Regions from separate parts of the Homo sapiens genome. Here region 2 is linked to region 1. A link is a loop called in an ENCODE intact Hi-C map of the cell type or tissue named here. Cell type or tissue: endothelial cell of umbilical vein. All regions are shown on one strand.

The links. A loop is a pair of places that touch in the nucleus more often than their neighbours do. Peaks named below come from ENCODE experiments on the same cell type or tissue, not always from the same donor. Only the 100,000 strongest peaks of a DNase experiment are listed, where the experiment ranks them.
Region 2: a loop joins it to region 1, with 2.5 times the contacts of the local background. A loop is called at or near these places in 4 of 110 quality-filtered maps.

Annotation. Positions count from the first base shown.
Region 1 is chr1:75,131,958-75,139,957 of GRCh38, forward strand. It overlaps LHX8 (LIM homeobox 8), which reads left to right and starts at 2,431. Exons shown (of 9, transcript NM_001256114.2): 1 at 2,431-2,997; 2 at 4,646-4,732; 3 at 5,143-5,304. The coding sequence starts at 4,658. LHX8-AS1 (LHX8 antisense RNA 1) reads right to left here and starts at 619. Exons shown (of 2, transcript NR_187397.1): 1 at 397-619. RefSeq lists enhancers at 1-578, 2,736-3,248. In endothelial cell of umbilical vein, no CTCF peak of the experiment used is centred here; a DNase peak (open chromatin) is centred at 3,844; H3K27me3 peaks cover 6,947 bases.
Region 2 is chr1:74,768,430-74,776,429 of GRCh38, forward strand. No RefSeq gene overlaps it. Among named protein-coding and RNA genes, the nearest start is that of TYW3, 39 kb to the left of the region's middle. In endothelial cell of umbilical vein, a CTCF peak has its summit at 3,665 (motif pointing right); a DNase peak (open chromatin) is centred at 3,692; H3K27me3 peaks cover 765 bases.

The DNA of each region.
Region 1 (8,000 bases):
GGACACATAAGATGATGTTTTTTTGATCAGAGTCTTCGTTCAAAATTGGAATCAATTGGCGTTTGGGCTAAAAACCCTCATTACTAAGACCAAACAAACAAACAAAAACTCTTTTGATTTTTAGCGCACCCCTGTAAAGTAGGAAGATAACTTTTCCGTTGCCCCAGCCGAGGATGAGCGTGGGTAAGAGGCGTGACGCGAGCTCCAGGGAACCGGGCCACCAGGAAGAAGCTATACCTTCGTACGCCCACCCCTGACAAAAGGTCAGAAGGTCGTTGGACCCCAGACCGACAGGACGATCAGCCCTGGGATTCATAGCAAACACATTCCCCTCTTCTTGCACACTCGACCCCCAGCCAAAGGCTTATACCGCCCAGGACATAGAAATTGACTCACCGCCCAGAGGCTTACAGCTCAAGGAGGGGTGCGCGCAGCTGCACCCCGGGACAGGTCAGCATCCCACAAGGCGCCTGGAGTAAAGCGAGGCCAGACCAATCTTTCACGTCTTCTGCTCCTGTCTGACGACCATTCTTCTTCCCCAAGCCCAGAAACCTCTAAAAATGAATCATTTTCTCCACTTATGCAGAGATAGACGCTCTTAGATCAAGGTTAGTATTTTGAAAACCTGACTGAGAGCCGCCTGATTAGGCGAGGGTGGGTGGAAAGACCGCATAAATGCCCGCACCCCCGCCCTGCTTCCCTAACACAGCTCCAGCTCTCTCTGGATCTCCAAATGACCCGCGCGATAAATTCTCCTCGATAGTAGCCAGACAGTACCCCAGATTCACTTTAAACCCTAACACACACACACACACACACACACACACACACTGTAATTAAATATCCAAACCGGACCTTTATGTTTAATTCCACTTTCAACGAAATCCTGCTCTATACACGACCTGATGGCGCCAATGTTCTGCACGACTCTGACTTTCCATTCGGAAGAGCGGTCTCCACAACGATGCTATTTCATGGAAAATGCATTATGTGAATTTCTCCACCACCCCCAATACCGATTTCTGCATTTGATGAAAAACACAAGTCTTTCTGGTTCCCACGCACAAGTTAGCTTTTTGAAAAGTCAGTCCACCCCAATCTTTCAATTTTCTAAGAGGGCACAGATTAATTATATCGTCCTCCTCCCTTCGCTCAGTAAATTTAAACGAGATCTCCCAGAGAGGACCGGCAGGGGGATGGCTAATATTAACTTGTGCGCAGCTGCGCGAAAAGAAAAACAATGGCGATAGGAAAATGCTCTGAAGACTCTAGTGTTTATGGGAGAAAAATGCAATGGAGGAAAAACTAAATTTGTAGTGGTAACTCGGTCCCAGACTCTTACACAGGCTCACTTCATCACAGGAAAGGCTATCTATCTCCTCCGCTAGCCGGCTGCTGACCGAGCTGGGGTCTGGGCAAGATCATTTCGCTCTTTTTCTTCTATACAAATAAGGCAAGGAGATAAGATATGTGTGTGTGCGTGTGTGTGTTTTACATATATATTTCCATCTAATTAAAGCAAAATCCTATGATTCTGTTAAAGGCCTTTAAGAAATAGACTCCTAGATCTTCTTAGTTTCAGAAGTTTAGCTTTTTAAATGGAAACAAAAATCATTTAAAAATAATCTTTTAACCAAATTTGTCTTTATACACTAAATAATGAAATAAAGTTTATACCACAAAGAGTCTGTTTAAACAAACACACCTTCCAATCTTAATCAAAATTAAGGTACCCTGAATACCTCCCTCCGCCGCTTCCCCGCCCCGCAGTCAGAACTTGAGGCAGAAGACAAGGCTGCTCGGGCTTACATTTTGTCTAGGAGATGAAAGAGCAATACTCATTAGCAACATACTTTTGTCTTTCTTGTAGCCTTGATTTCAAATCTAGTCGCAAATCATAAGCTTTTGTGTTGCTCAGATGTTCCTTCTTTATCTTAATGAGAAAACTTTTCGGAAAGGGAGCGCGAACTGCTAGATAAGTCAGCTCCCAGGCTGCCAGGAGCGGTGGCATTCCTCGGCTACACCGGACAGCTGCGAGTTTCAAGAGAATGACTAAAACTTTCAAGTCACCCAGACCTCCACTTCCCCTTCTGCTTGCTGCAGAAAGAGATGTAACCTGAATCTTTGTTTAGGTTTGGGTTGGGGAGCGAGAATTTAAAAGTTATGGCAAATGCAGACAGCAGATTTTTTAAAGTCAAGTTAACAGGACATCCCCCAATTTTTTTTTCTTTAGTACTAAACCTGAAGTCAGTTGGCGTGTTCTGATAAAGATTTTAACATGTAGAGAAGGCGGGTTTTCCTGAAAGAGGCGAAGCAATTTCTCCAGGAAAGACTTTCCCCCACACGCCCCCTTCCTTTATATTAGGTTCCACCCTCTGGAAAACAAAACTTTTTTTTTTTTCTTTTCCTGGAGGGACTCAGGAAAAGCTCAGTGCTCACTTCACTCAGAGCTCAGTGAAGCTGGGAAAGGAATTTTAAGAACGGTTCATCAGAAAGTGGTCAGGCCACAGCGGCCTCTTTGGACGAAGACACACTTGTAGCATTATCCTTCTCGGCATCAGCTTTTATTAGTGGATCGGGGCGGGGGAGGGGGGAGATCGGCAGACACGGACAGCCTCTGACCCTCTGGAGTTGGTATGTGATAAGCAGCCCTAGCAGTGCCATGTATTGGAAGAACGATCAGATGTTTGTGTGTAAACTAGTAGCAAAGGACGTGCCGGAGCTGGCAGTTCCCCCTGAGAAGGTGAGCGAGCCGACGCCTGGCCAGACCAGCTGAATCGCAGTGTCCTTGAAACTCGAGTTGTTTGGGCTCCTAAACAAGGTTCAGAAACTACCTGTAACGGCCTCATCTTCAGACCTGGCAATTTTTTTTTTTTATTACGTAGTAGCGTTAGTCAGTAATCATTGCACTCCCTCCCCAAAAGCTCACTTAACCTGAGACATGGAGACTGTAATTTGGGAGATGAAGCCTCGAGCCTAAGGCGCTCTCAGGTCCATGTGAGTCGTGCTTTTGTTCTATTTGCTGTGGTGATCGTGGCGGTCCGGGAGAGTGGGTCGGGAGGACTGGGCGGCTGTCGGGTGGAACCGGAGACCTGGCTCGTTTCGTTCGGCTGCCCGCGGACACTTGCCTGCCCTGAGGCACACCTCCCTCTGCGGGGCTCCAGAAAGGCCTCCGGGATCCCTGGGCTTGCCGGGAGAGCCATTTTACCTAAAATGCCAAAAGAAAACCGCAGGGCACAAAACGAGTCACGCGGTTTGTCTGAGTAGACTGGGGAAGCTGACAAGCTCTCACCTCACTCGGGAGGCAGGACCTGTGGGTATTTGGTGTTTTAAGTTTGAAATCATCTGCAGCCTGTCTGAGGGCCTCAGCAGGACGCGCGCGGGGCGCCCCTGACTATTTCTTTGCTCCGAAGCCGGTTGGGGACACCAGGCGAAAGCGGAGCTGTTCTGTTTAAACGCCCTTTGTGTGTGAGGACGCGGCCTCAGTGCAGCTACGCTGGGTCCCGCGTAGGGAGCGCACCCCAGAAAGGGAGGGTCTCGGCCGACGGTCCGGGAGGCCCCCAGGTTGGTATCTTGCCTGGTGCTTCCAGAGGGAGGGAGAAGGGGAGGCGAACAGTCAGAAATGCAGAAGTGCGAGCCGCTCGAGTTCGGGGTACCCACCCGCCCCCGAGCTAGAGTTTTTGGAAACGAAAGCGGTCTAAGCCCAGGGACGCTGCGTTTTCGTTTAAGAACAAAACTCCAGCAAATACTTGGAAACACTTGAGTAACGCGCGTTGTTTCTTTAAAACATTTTGTCAGAGGTTGGGTGAGTTCTTTTAATGGCACAAATTAAATTCAGCTGGATATTTTCCATTATTCTACCCGCTTTTTGCGCTGGTTAAAAATAATCCTTTAGTAGCTCAAATGTTGACTTACTGAGCAATAAGTGGCAATTTACACCTTAAAGAAACGAGTGTAAATCACTCGCCACTCTAATTGCTGTAAGTTTACGAAAGAGCTGCTGGCTCGGTTTAATCTGAAGCATTTTCATTCAAATTGTCATCGGAACAAACACCAGGCTTCTTAAATCCCGCTGTAATTAGCTTTCAAGTATCCTATTAAACCTCTTCACCTTTCGGGCTATCCTATTCAAAAAGCCCCCTTTTTAAAATATATATGTGTCTTGCTCTTTTAATTGAGGTTATTAAAGAAATCTAGTTTCTTCTCCCACCCCCTCCTCAATCCTCTTTTCTTCTCTCGCACTCCACCTCCCACTGCCCCGCACCCCCTTTAGCCCGGTGTTCCCCGCTCCGCTATGATTGACGTCTGGAAAGAAAGAGCTTTGTGAGGGGATGATTGTTATTAACTTGTTATCCCCGGCGGGGGGGCGGGGAACCGACGTGCCCGGGTGAGCGCCGGAGACCCGGAGCCCGGGGAGCGCGGGACGAGCTACCAGCGCTCGGGTGGCGGCCGCCAGCGGCCAGCGAAGGAGGCTGCGCGCCAGCCCGCCCGCGGCGCCCGGGCTCAGGCGCCGTGACGGCTGCACGCGCTGCCCCGCACTCTGAGGGCCTTCATTAGCTCGCTCCCCGCGCCGAGGCTGGGGCGGGCAGCACGCTCGGAACTTCTGATCTGTTTCTCCATACTTTCTCCCCCTCCTACTCCGCAGTGTCAGGGGCTCATGTCAGAGGAGTGCGGGCGGACTACAGCCCTGGCGGCCGGGAGGACTCGCAAAGGCGCCGGGGAAGAGGGACTGGTGAGTGCGGAGGGGCTCGCGTGCTGGCAAGACTGGCCGTGGGGAGGCGGCGCAGGACGAAGGGCCGCTGTCCCCGCGCTCCTTCCAGGGCCCAGCTGGCCCCTCCTGCAGCAGACAGAGGACGGGGCGGAGAGGGTCTGGGTGGGGTGGGAAGCTTAGCTGGCCCGCGAGGAGGGCAGGGCCGCAAGACTTCTGGGGTCCGAATAGGTCAGGGGTCGGCAGCCCCAGCGGGTGCGTAGCCAGAGCTTGGACTCGGGGAAGAGGGCGAGAATCGTGACCTCAAGAAGCTGGGGGTGGGGTGGGGTGGCCAGGGGGAAGGGAGGGGAGGCGGTGGGGGCGCCCTTGTGGGTAGGTGGGATGCGAAGGGGAGGAGGGGTCTAGAACCGCCTGCGCCTCGCGGTTTCCTGCAGGTGAGCCCCGAGGGAGCGGGGGACGAGGACTCGTGCTCCTCCTCGGCCCCGCTGTCCCCGTCGTCCTCGCCCCGGTCCATGGCCTCGGGCTCCGGCTGCCCTCCTGGCAAGTGTGTGTGCAACAGTTGCGGCCTGGAGATCGTGGACAAATACCTTCTCAAGGTAGGATAGGGCCTCGGGTGCGAGGCCCAAGGGGAGCGGGCTTAGCGTGGGAGCTCTGGGAAAAGAGTAATGTTCCTCCCACCAACCTTTCCGTTCAAGTTCTGGGTGAAGGTTGTAGGCTTTTGCAGAAAATCAGCCCAGTTTAGGGCAACTCATGCGGTGGGATAAAGTGAGAAGAAATCCCAGACTCTTCTATGTCGTTGCAAAACAGCTAATGTGTGACACATCCTGGTCTGGACGCGCCGGATGTGTGTGGATGCGCTGGAGTCAGCCACTGGCTTGTAGTGGAAGGGAAGTGGAAAAACCCTTATCCATTCTGAGACAGAAACCTGCTTAGTTATTTTTCACCCAGCCCCGAATTATTCCTTTCTTAAACATCTTTGTTCCCTCTAAACGGACTGTGGTCTCTCCACCCCAGTGACGCCCACGCCCATGACTGCTTAGAAGAATTTTAAGTTGGTATGTATTAACTGATTCCCTTTTGCAGTGTCTCTTTTGGTGAAAGCCACTGTAAAGTAGCTTAAAGGATCTTTTCTGGACAAATTTTAAAAATACAGTCCTATGTTTTTTTACAGTTACCTGAGGCTTTTCCAAAGTTAAAGTTTATAGGTCCATTTAAATAAAAACCATTTCAATATATTCCTGCTCTTATTAAGGTTTAATACTTCTAGGCCACTCAATGCTGTTGTTACATCATCTTGAGTGCTTGGGGAGAAAATGGAAATTGATATAAAGTTAGACACACACAGCCTGGGAAGAAGTGTTTCAAGTGTGGTTTGAGAGTTGATTGTCTTAATTTGTTTTACTTTTCTCTTAAAATATTGTGGGGGAATTTTGGAGTAGAAATTTTGGCAGGCCACAGTTATCCACCTCAGTGCAGATCATGGTCCCATGTGTCTTAATCAGAATATCATGGGGTTTCAACTTAAATAGCTTTTTAAAACCACTATTTAAAATAATGGTCTCTCCTACACTGAATTAGTAGCAAACCAGTTCACTTTCTATTCTCTCCCCACCCTGCTTAGGTTTTCAAAAGGATTAATTATGGAGAGTATGTGTTCAAAATTCGTGTTAGTGGGTTTCTTTAAGTTTCTACCTCAACATACAAAGCTTCTTCATCTGTAAAATGGGAATGCTACCCTATAGATAAAACCTAGAGAAAATGCCAGAAGAAGTTTTGGTAAAAAGATTTAAAAATGACTAAATTAATCTTACTTGGTGGTTGATTCTTAAAGCTGGCAAATTAACATTGGCTTTCTCTTTAAATCTGCATTCTTAAGATTCCACTTTCAATGTTTCTAAAACTGAGCATTTTGGATATTGCAAAATCATCTTTTGGGTTAAAACTAGCATCCTATTTTTAATGAGCCCTCTCAATAATTACCGTAATCTTTAAGAATGTTTCTGAGTAGACCTATGAAGGCTCTAACACTTCACAGCAGAGAAGATATAGAAGGGTTATGATGAAGTGACATTTAACACAACCTCTGAAATAGATAATAGTTTCTAGTGTTAATCTTGTATACATTTATATATTATATATCTTTGTATTGCATAAAAATCTAAGTTAAGTGAGTTACATAAAGCTTTCCTTTGTAATAGGGCAGGAGTCCTCCCAATGAAGCCTTCCATGTACAGTATTATTGTACCACTTCTTGTATTCTTTAGTGTGTAATTTCTAACTAAAGTTTGATACTATATGATTGACAAAAACTGAATTATTAACCTTTATTTTCCGTTTTGAGTACTTCCTGCAGAAAAGTTTGAGTTTAACTTGAGTCACTGATTTAAAAAAAAAAGTTAGACCTAGTATAGAAATATTATTTTAGGGTGTAACTAATATAGAAAAACACTATCTTGTGAGGCAAATAAAATGGAGTTAGAAAAGTATGACAGGAGTTAGATGCATTGATTACCTTGTCCAATAACTTCAGTGCTCTGTCCTTCGGGTAGTTTTTCTGGCTTGGTCCAAGTTGTATGTTTAGACATACACAGATTAGATTAATAGTAGGTTTATAGTCTCCAGAATCTCCTCTCTTCACCTTACTTTACTCCCTGGCAAAGAAATGGAAGATAAACAGACATTTTAGGAGGGAAGTGAACTTTGAAAAAACGTGACAACCAGGTCTGGCTTTAGGAGGGAGTAAGAGAGAGGCCATGGCTCTTCCCCTAAAGCCTAGCTTTAAAAACAAAACAAAACAAAATCCTGGGTAAGATTGAAATACAGAAGGCCCTAAACAGTGGAATTTTAAAGGAAGCCTGTTCATCTAAACTTTATACTGGTTGGTCCCATTTTAGGAAAAAAATATAAGGAAAATGCTTTTTTTATTTCCAAGGCAGTATTTAACATTGTTAATATTATTTATTCAGATTTCCTCAGATTTCTTTCTGTTTTCATTATTTTAAATATTGTCTATAGTGAGCATGTAAGTTCTAAGTTCTTGTAAAGACCAAAACTTTTTGAATGTCATCAAAATGAGACTCTCATTAATGCTTTGGAAAGAGACACATAACTGTAATTAGAAGTCAGTAAAACTTTCAGCTTCGAAGTACCTTTTATATATTGCAGAAAAACATGTTGGACCGTAGTTCTAATTCGATAGACACATAGTCTTTATTATGGAATAGTTGAGCAAAAGCCATATCTCACAGTCATTTACTTTCCTATTTTAGTCATTGGATCCATTTTTAGGGTG
Region 2 (8,000 bases), 360 kb before region 1:
TAATTTGACTGGAGTTGCGGGGAGTAAATATTACACTCCCATATAAGGTGTATAATAGTGACTATTTTTTAGTTATGATTTTTGGCTTTTAAAAATGGGCTTTGACCTTCAAGCCTCTTCTTTCCATACTCTACTGGGCTTCTGTCAACATTCACGCTTCTCTAATGCAATAGGATTTTAATATTCACAAATGCTAATGTTTTTAAACTTAACAGTCCTTTAATGTCCTGGGTTTTTATGCATTCTATTCTTGCCAAGCAAGAATTTATGAGCCCTTTTTGGTTTTGCCTTTAATGTGGTTGAATTTAAACTATAACTTTAACTCATTGCAAATTTTATTTATTTATTCATCTATTTTAATAACATTTTTTGGAACAGTTTTAGGTTTACAGAAAAATTGAGAGAAAAAGTTCAGATAGTTCCCATGTACCCACTTCATCTGCCCACACATGATATCCTTTATCTTATATATCCTACATCTTACATTAGTGTGGGACTTTTTGTTACAATTGATAAGCCAAGATTGATGTTTCTTGACTAAAATCCATATTTCATGCCTCTCTTCATCTCTCTTCAATTCTGTTCTCTCCTGTAACTATTAGTCTATTAGTCCTATATTATACCTACTTATGGGCCTATTCTCCATATTGTCTAATCTTTTCATCCCCCTTCACCAGCTTCTCTTCATCTCTATGTGTGTCATTCTGTGTCATTCACTCGGGTTATTGTTTAGTTAACTCATACCCTCTTCAACTGTGTCTAATCTACTGCCTAGATAGTCCATTGAGTTTTACATTTCAAAGATTATATTTAATTATTTCTAGTTCTTTTTGGTTCATTTTCAAATCAGAGGCAGATTATTTAAAGGTTCTAATAATTATTTCTTTCTATATACCTTTTCCCAGATATTTCAATAAATTATATTTACACAAACCTTTCATACACTTGTATATTATAGAAATGATCTATGTTCTTTAGCTATTCCAAGGATAATTGAAAAGAATGTCCTCACCACCACCAAATCTAAACCATGCAAGAAGAAAGTGAACTATTTCTCAATAACCAGATTGTTTACATGCCATTTTTATTATTTATTCATTTACATGACAAATATTTTTTGAGCACCCACTATATGTCAGTCACATGCAACAGGACAAGGACTCTGCCTTCATAGAGCTTTCCTTCTAGTAACATTATTAAAGATTTTGTTTGTATTGGCACTTGCCTAGGATCTTTAGTGCTCTTTAAATTTTACTCATCAATCAGGGCTCAGCTCAAATGTTAACTCTTTTGAGAAGCTTTCCTAAAAGCTCATTTCATAATTAACTTCTTACATTCCTGTTTTTCCATAGCACTTTCCCAGTACTATATATACATAGCATTTTGTTTATACTTACATAACCACACAAACCAAGAAATCTCTTGGTAGCTATTAATTGCATACATATATATCTATCCATCACCACCATCATATTAAACTTTGACTAACTGAGGGACAAAGCTGTTTTTCCAATATTTTTATATCCCCAGCATCTTGGACGTTGTTGTTTTTTTAACAACTACTTTCTATTCTGGTTTATAAATGCATTGTAGCTGGGAGAGTTCATGAGTATTATGTAATTCATTATTTTATAAGCAAATGACAAAATCCCTAACCAAATTATATTACTATTCAATTCTTGAAGGAATCTTGAAATTGATAAAGTTAAATGACTGAAGTTAAAAAAAAGATGCTTAGAAGCCACTAAACACATGCATAATACTATTCTTTATATCTCACAAAATATCCAAATTTCCAGATGTTAGTATTCCAAGATATACCTTGTGACTAAACATGATAGGTCTTGTCTTTCTTTTTTCACACCAAGCCTTTTGAAAGCCTTTTTATTTTGAAATAACTTCAGATCTACAAATAAGTTATAATAGCACTAAGAATTCCTGAATATACTTTACCCAGAGTGACCATTCTCTCTCTCTCTCTCATATACAGACATACAGTACATATGAATAATCTCATATAAATATACAAACTTTTGAGAGTAAGTTAAATATATTTTACTCTTCACTCTTAAATATTTCAATGTATATTTCTTTAGAACCAGGAAAGTCTCATATAATCTCAGAAAAATTATAAAATCAGGAAATCTAACAGTTATACAACATAATTATATAATCTGCAAAACTTATCCAAATGTCATCATTTGTCCCAATGATATTCTTTGTAGGATAAACTGAATTGCATTTTGTTTCATATTTCTTTAATCTTGTTTAATAGTACATAATTGGTTATAAGCCTCTGCCTTTGATAACATTGACAGGCTTGAAGAATACAGGAAAATTTAATAGCCATCGATTTATATTTTTAATATTCATTTTTAACTAGGTTCAAACTATGCATTTGGAGCAAGAATATTATATAAGTGATGTGTTCTTGTCAAAGCATGACTTCAGTGGGTACAGGATTTCAGTTTGTCCCATTATTGGTTATGTTAACTTTGATCTCTTGGCTAATGTGGTGTCTGCTAGGTTTAATGGTAATTTTCCCTTTTGTAATTAATAAGAAATTTTAAGGATGCTCTACTTTGAGAATATGTAAATAACCTATTTTTATCCAACTTTTACCCACTAATTTCAGCATCTGTTGATTATTCCTCTCCAAATAAGTTATTACTATGATTGCAAAATAATGATTTGTTACCTCCATTATTCCTTCTACATTTATTAATTGGCATTCAACTTTAAAAGACAGCTTTGCTTTCACACACTCTCCCCACATATGAACTCATGGATTCTTGTTTGATTCAAAAGGTTATAATCCATTGCTATCATTATTTATTTTAATGTTCATATTATTCCAGATTTGACCAGTGGGAGTCCATTCAAGTTGACCCCTGTCTACTTTTAACGTATCTCTTTCAGTGTTTGAGCATCTCCTCATTATCTTGCACAAGGAGGCCTTCCAGGCTCATCTTGTACATTCATCTCCCCCAGTCATAGAATCAGCCAAAGAACCCCAATTCGTTTCGGTGGGGACTGGCATTTAGAAACAAAGTTCCTAAGCAATAAGTGTGTTCATGACAGCATTTTCTCTTTTTAAATTACAGAATTATTCATCAGTCTATAATAATCAGTAAATAATCATTATTCAAAGGTTAGATCTTATAGTTTACATCGTCCATGAGATGTGTTGACAGAAATGACATATAAAACTGTCTACTAAGTTCATTTCTCTGTGATATAGCAGCGGGAATGTTCATATTAATATACTGAAATACTGTCTCATTATATTCATTTAATGAATTTTTTTATTCCTCAGCTTTTCATATCAACTCCCACCTATTTTCTGTGACATCATAAGACTTAAATAAACTGTCCTTAACTCTTTGGAGAAAATAACTTTGCAGAGATCAAGAAATATTGGCTAATTTCATTATACTTAACAATTGCCAATAAATTATTCAAACCTGTTTATCTTTGTGGCTAATTTTTAATGATGCTTTGAAATGAGGCAAAAGCAAATGTATAAGTCATGTAGACTAACCAGTCTCTCCTACAGCCACTGTCTCCCACAGCAATAGGCATATTGTCAAATTGAAGTTTAATTCATAGGTTCTATGAAACGGTGGGTAAAGAAGGAAAAAGGAGAAACCAAATGCTCACATTGTCTGATTTTTCACAATTATCCACCAGGTGGCAGAGTACTACACGCAGTGGAAACAGTAGTTTGAGCTTCGTATAAGACAGAGTAGGTTTTCGTTTGTTGTTGTTTTTTTTATAAAAACAATTCTATAATATTTTGATAGTTTTATTTTTGAGAAATAATAACATTAGGAAAACATAATTTCTGCTTATCCTTCTAATAAATTAAATTATCTAATATCAAAGGATAATTCGGTCATACGGTATTTTAATAGCAAAAGCTATCCAGAAGTTTTCACCTTTGTTATTAAAGTATGCCATTAAAATTATGTTATTTCTAAAGAGTAAAATGAAAGAAATATTGGGAACAAGAATTTACTTCGAATCTTTAGGCTGTTTCAGTCTAAAACCTGCATTTAGTTAAAATTGTGAAATCATTAAAAAAAACTTCGTATCTTTAATTACATTATTCACACATCATGTATATATGTAAGGAATTCATAATCAACATCATTTTGTACAAATTCAAGGGATAAATCCTATTTATCCTATTCTAGCCAATTTCCTTAGACGCCTATACACACTAGACAGGGCTTATTTATTTGTGTATAGGTCTCTAAGGAAATTGTTCTCTCAGTGTATCTGTATTAAATCTACCCATGGTCTGAAAAAAGTAAACAATTACAGTTAAATTTATTAGGATTATAGATTTTTGTGTCAAACTGTTTGCATTTATACTTTTAATATTTCCATTCCTCATGCAGTCCCGTTTATTCTTTATGTTAACTGTAATGTTCAATACTTGAACAACAAATAGTTACAATATTTAACTACCTACATTTAGCCACCAAGTCTCTAAATAATCCATTGCTTCCAGTTTAAAACAATCATTCTAAGATTGGTAGTAATTCATGCCTAATGACAACTTATTCTGGATTTTGTACAACTATTGATAAATTATTTTTGATCCCTTAATTTTAAGGGATTTTGTGACACTGATTTCTCTTTGTGATTGTGTAAGTAAAATGGAATATACACTTTCAGTTTAGAGGACACTGCTGAGGATTTCGAAATACAGCACAGCTGAGTACTTAGGACTACAATTGTGGTTGGTGGCAGAAAAGTAGAAATAAATTAAGAGACTCTGGAAGTAAAGTCTGATAAGAAATCTTGTCCTGCATGCAAAGATAAAAATAACCAAATGCTGAGAAACCTTTAGTGATTTGTTGCCTTGCTACTGCTAGTGTGTGTTAGATTTAGTCCCAGTAACATCTGGTTTATCCTTGTAATCTCTAGTTTGCACTTTTTATTTGAAAAACAAAGCAGGATTTTTCTTAAATATCGCATTTGTATTTTCACTTACAAACTTTTGGAGGTATTTGGCATGTGTTCCTCCGTGAACTTAGCGTTTTTGCTTTCTTGCCTGGATCTCCATTTTTGATGCTAAACTTAACTGCTTCCCCAGACTTCTATATTGCACTGTTAGTAAATCAATCTCCTAAATGGGAAAATATTATTTGTGGGGACATTCTTTCACTCAAGGGATGAAGAATGGTTATTTAAAAGGGTTACATTTCATCAGCTATTTCTATAGTCACTTTCTTTTTCTGCCTTTCCATATTTTTTAAATGGAAAAGCTACATATGATCCCTTAACTTGGTTGGTTGGTCAGTGGGCTGACCTGTTGATGTTGAGCGTCTAAATATAGAAATGAGCATATAGCTTGCATCAGTTCCAGTATCATGCCTTCTTTCTATGGAAAATACATGATTCAATTTAATTACATAATCTGTCATTCTCTAAGACAGGGCTTCCAACAGGGCTAAACAATTCTGAAGCGGGTTTGTCTCTTTTTTTAAGAGGGCTAATCAGAAGGGATTTGTGATATTGAAATCACTAAGATATAATTATGAATGATTTTGTGCAATTCAGAAATGAAAAATTCTTCCCCAAAGCCCCAAATCTTTGAGTCTGTTTTGTTTTAAAATAATGGAAATTTGTTTCTTCACTTATATATCATGCTAGCATTGTTAGGTGAATTTCTTAAATGCCAAAAATGAAAATATACTTCCACAAGAAAAGATGAATGAATTTTAAGTGACAATAAGAAATGACATGTAATATAATCCTGGAAGTAGAAATTTCCACAATGATAAAAAACAAGGGAATTTATTTCATGAAAATAATATTAATAATGGTTTTTGACACTGAGATTTTTCATTGTTTCTTTACAATCAGAGAAAAAAGACATTTTTCAGAAAACTTTCCTTAGTCTGTTGACACGAACACCAATTTTTGCGATTAAAGTAGAAACCAGTAATTACATTTTAAAAAAATGACACTCTGGTAATTATATATTTAAAATATGAATCCTAATGTTTAATTAGGTCATATGACTGTAATATCAGCTTGCATTAGCAGGAGATTATCAAATCCCAGCAATTCATTCCATAGAGCAATACAAGTTAGAAAAGACTGCTATAATTGTGAGATTTAAATAGAATAAACCATAATGCAGTACAGTATTCTTTAAATATTTTAATGTTTACTAATGTTATTGAGTAATGAAGTTTATCATCATGGCATATTCTTCTTAGATAATTACTCCGGTAGCAATAAGCACATAAGAAGGTTGGTATTTTTTTTTTTTCCAGGAAAGCTTTCAAATTAATCTCAGAGCAGAGTTCAAAACATGTATTTGAAAGTGGCTTTCTGTATTTCTAATATGCATATGTATGTAGTATTATTTATTTTCTGAATGTAATTACATTGTTCTTGGATGTTAGGTAAGTAATTTTTATTTTTTAACCTGTATCATAAATCTATAAATTATTAGTTCTTACTCTCATTTCTTTCTATTTTTCATTTATAAATAATGCAGTGCAAAGAAAACCTCTTATTTTTAACATAAGTATATGTCTCATTTATGACTGATACTTTCTAAAAAGCTTAAGTATATGCCTGTATTTTGTATTTTAATGTTTCATTTTGCATTAATTATAATCAGTGAAGGTTTTTTGTTAATTTTTGTCTTAATCCCTCCTTGCTTCTATAAACCACACTGATTGGTATTTACTAGCTTTGGTTATATGACACAAATACAAAAAGAATCATAGTAGAGTTTATTTATTAATTATTGAATTGTAATGCAATCCTCTTTCAGCAATATTTTTCTTAGTAAAGAGATCTGTATACAATGTACATGTTGTACTTCTTTGATACCCTGTGGGAATTGTATTCCTTAATATTATATTTCTATCTCAAAGTTTGCTCTTTAAGATATAAAAATTAAGTGGCTACCATAGAATTCATTTGTATAGGTTTAATGAGACAGTACTTTTAAATACTTAAGTTTTAGAGTCTCCTTATGATGTAGCTAATGATTTGCACAGCTAAAACAGCTTGAGTACTTTTCCATTTAACCATAAAAGCTAGGATTTCCCATATATAAGTAACTTTATTACTCAAGAAACTTGTTTTGAAATTCTTCCACACATTATCCTTGATGATGCTATCAGAATTTTTATTAAAAAATCTTTCCTTTTTCCTTCTTGTAGCTACATCTGCTATAACTCATGGCTATAAATATATATTGTATAATGAAAACAAAGTCCTTTCTGGATGACAAGAATCTCAAATTGCTTGAGTGGCTCTGAGGATTAGATATTCTTTTATTTAATGGGCAAAAGGACAGTGATTTCCTTTGTCATACGCTTTGATTGTGTCTTTTTGTATTGACTAAAGCAGCCTATTATATTACAGGCACAGACAAAATGTGTGCTAACATTATTGTATCTATCGATGATATTTGGTGCCTGTGATTCACTGTAAGGAATCTATTTCCTAACACTAGGGGTCATTTCAGCTTGTGGCAACAGTGTATGATATTTAGTTTTAATAAAAGAAGAGAGTAGGAATATGACATTTCCTAGAAAAATATTATCCTGGAGAAACATTTTCCTGGGCTAGGATTCCTAATTTTTCCCCTAGTTAAAGTGTGAACAGATTCTGTTACAGTGTCTACTTTTCAAAAGTAAAACCAAGAAGTGCTTTGGGTTTCTTTTCTTGAGCTCATTTTTGTTAATTCTACTAAAATGTTCAGGTTCCACTCCTGAAGGCATCATGTTTCATCTCACATTTTGCCTCTGGTTGCTACTTACTATTTTGTCATCTTTTGGGGTTTGCTTGGCCCTTTTCTTCAAGCCTTTACATTCTGATTGTCTTGAGTTACAATGGAAGTCTTACTTATTTTTCTCTAATTTTCAAACTGCTGTGAAGTATAGCACACGCATCTGTTAGAGTAGAACTTTGTTCTTTCCATAACAAAATAAACACATTCTATTATAGCTCAGATTTTCTAC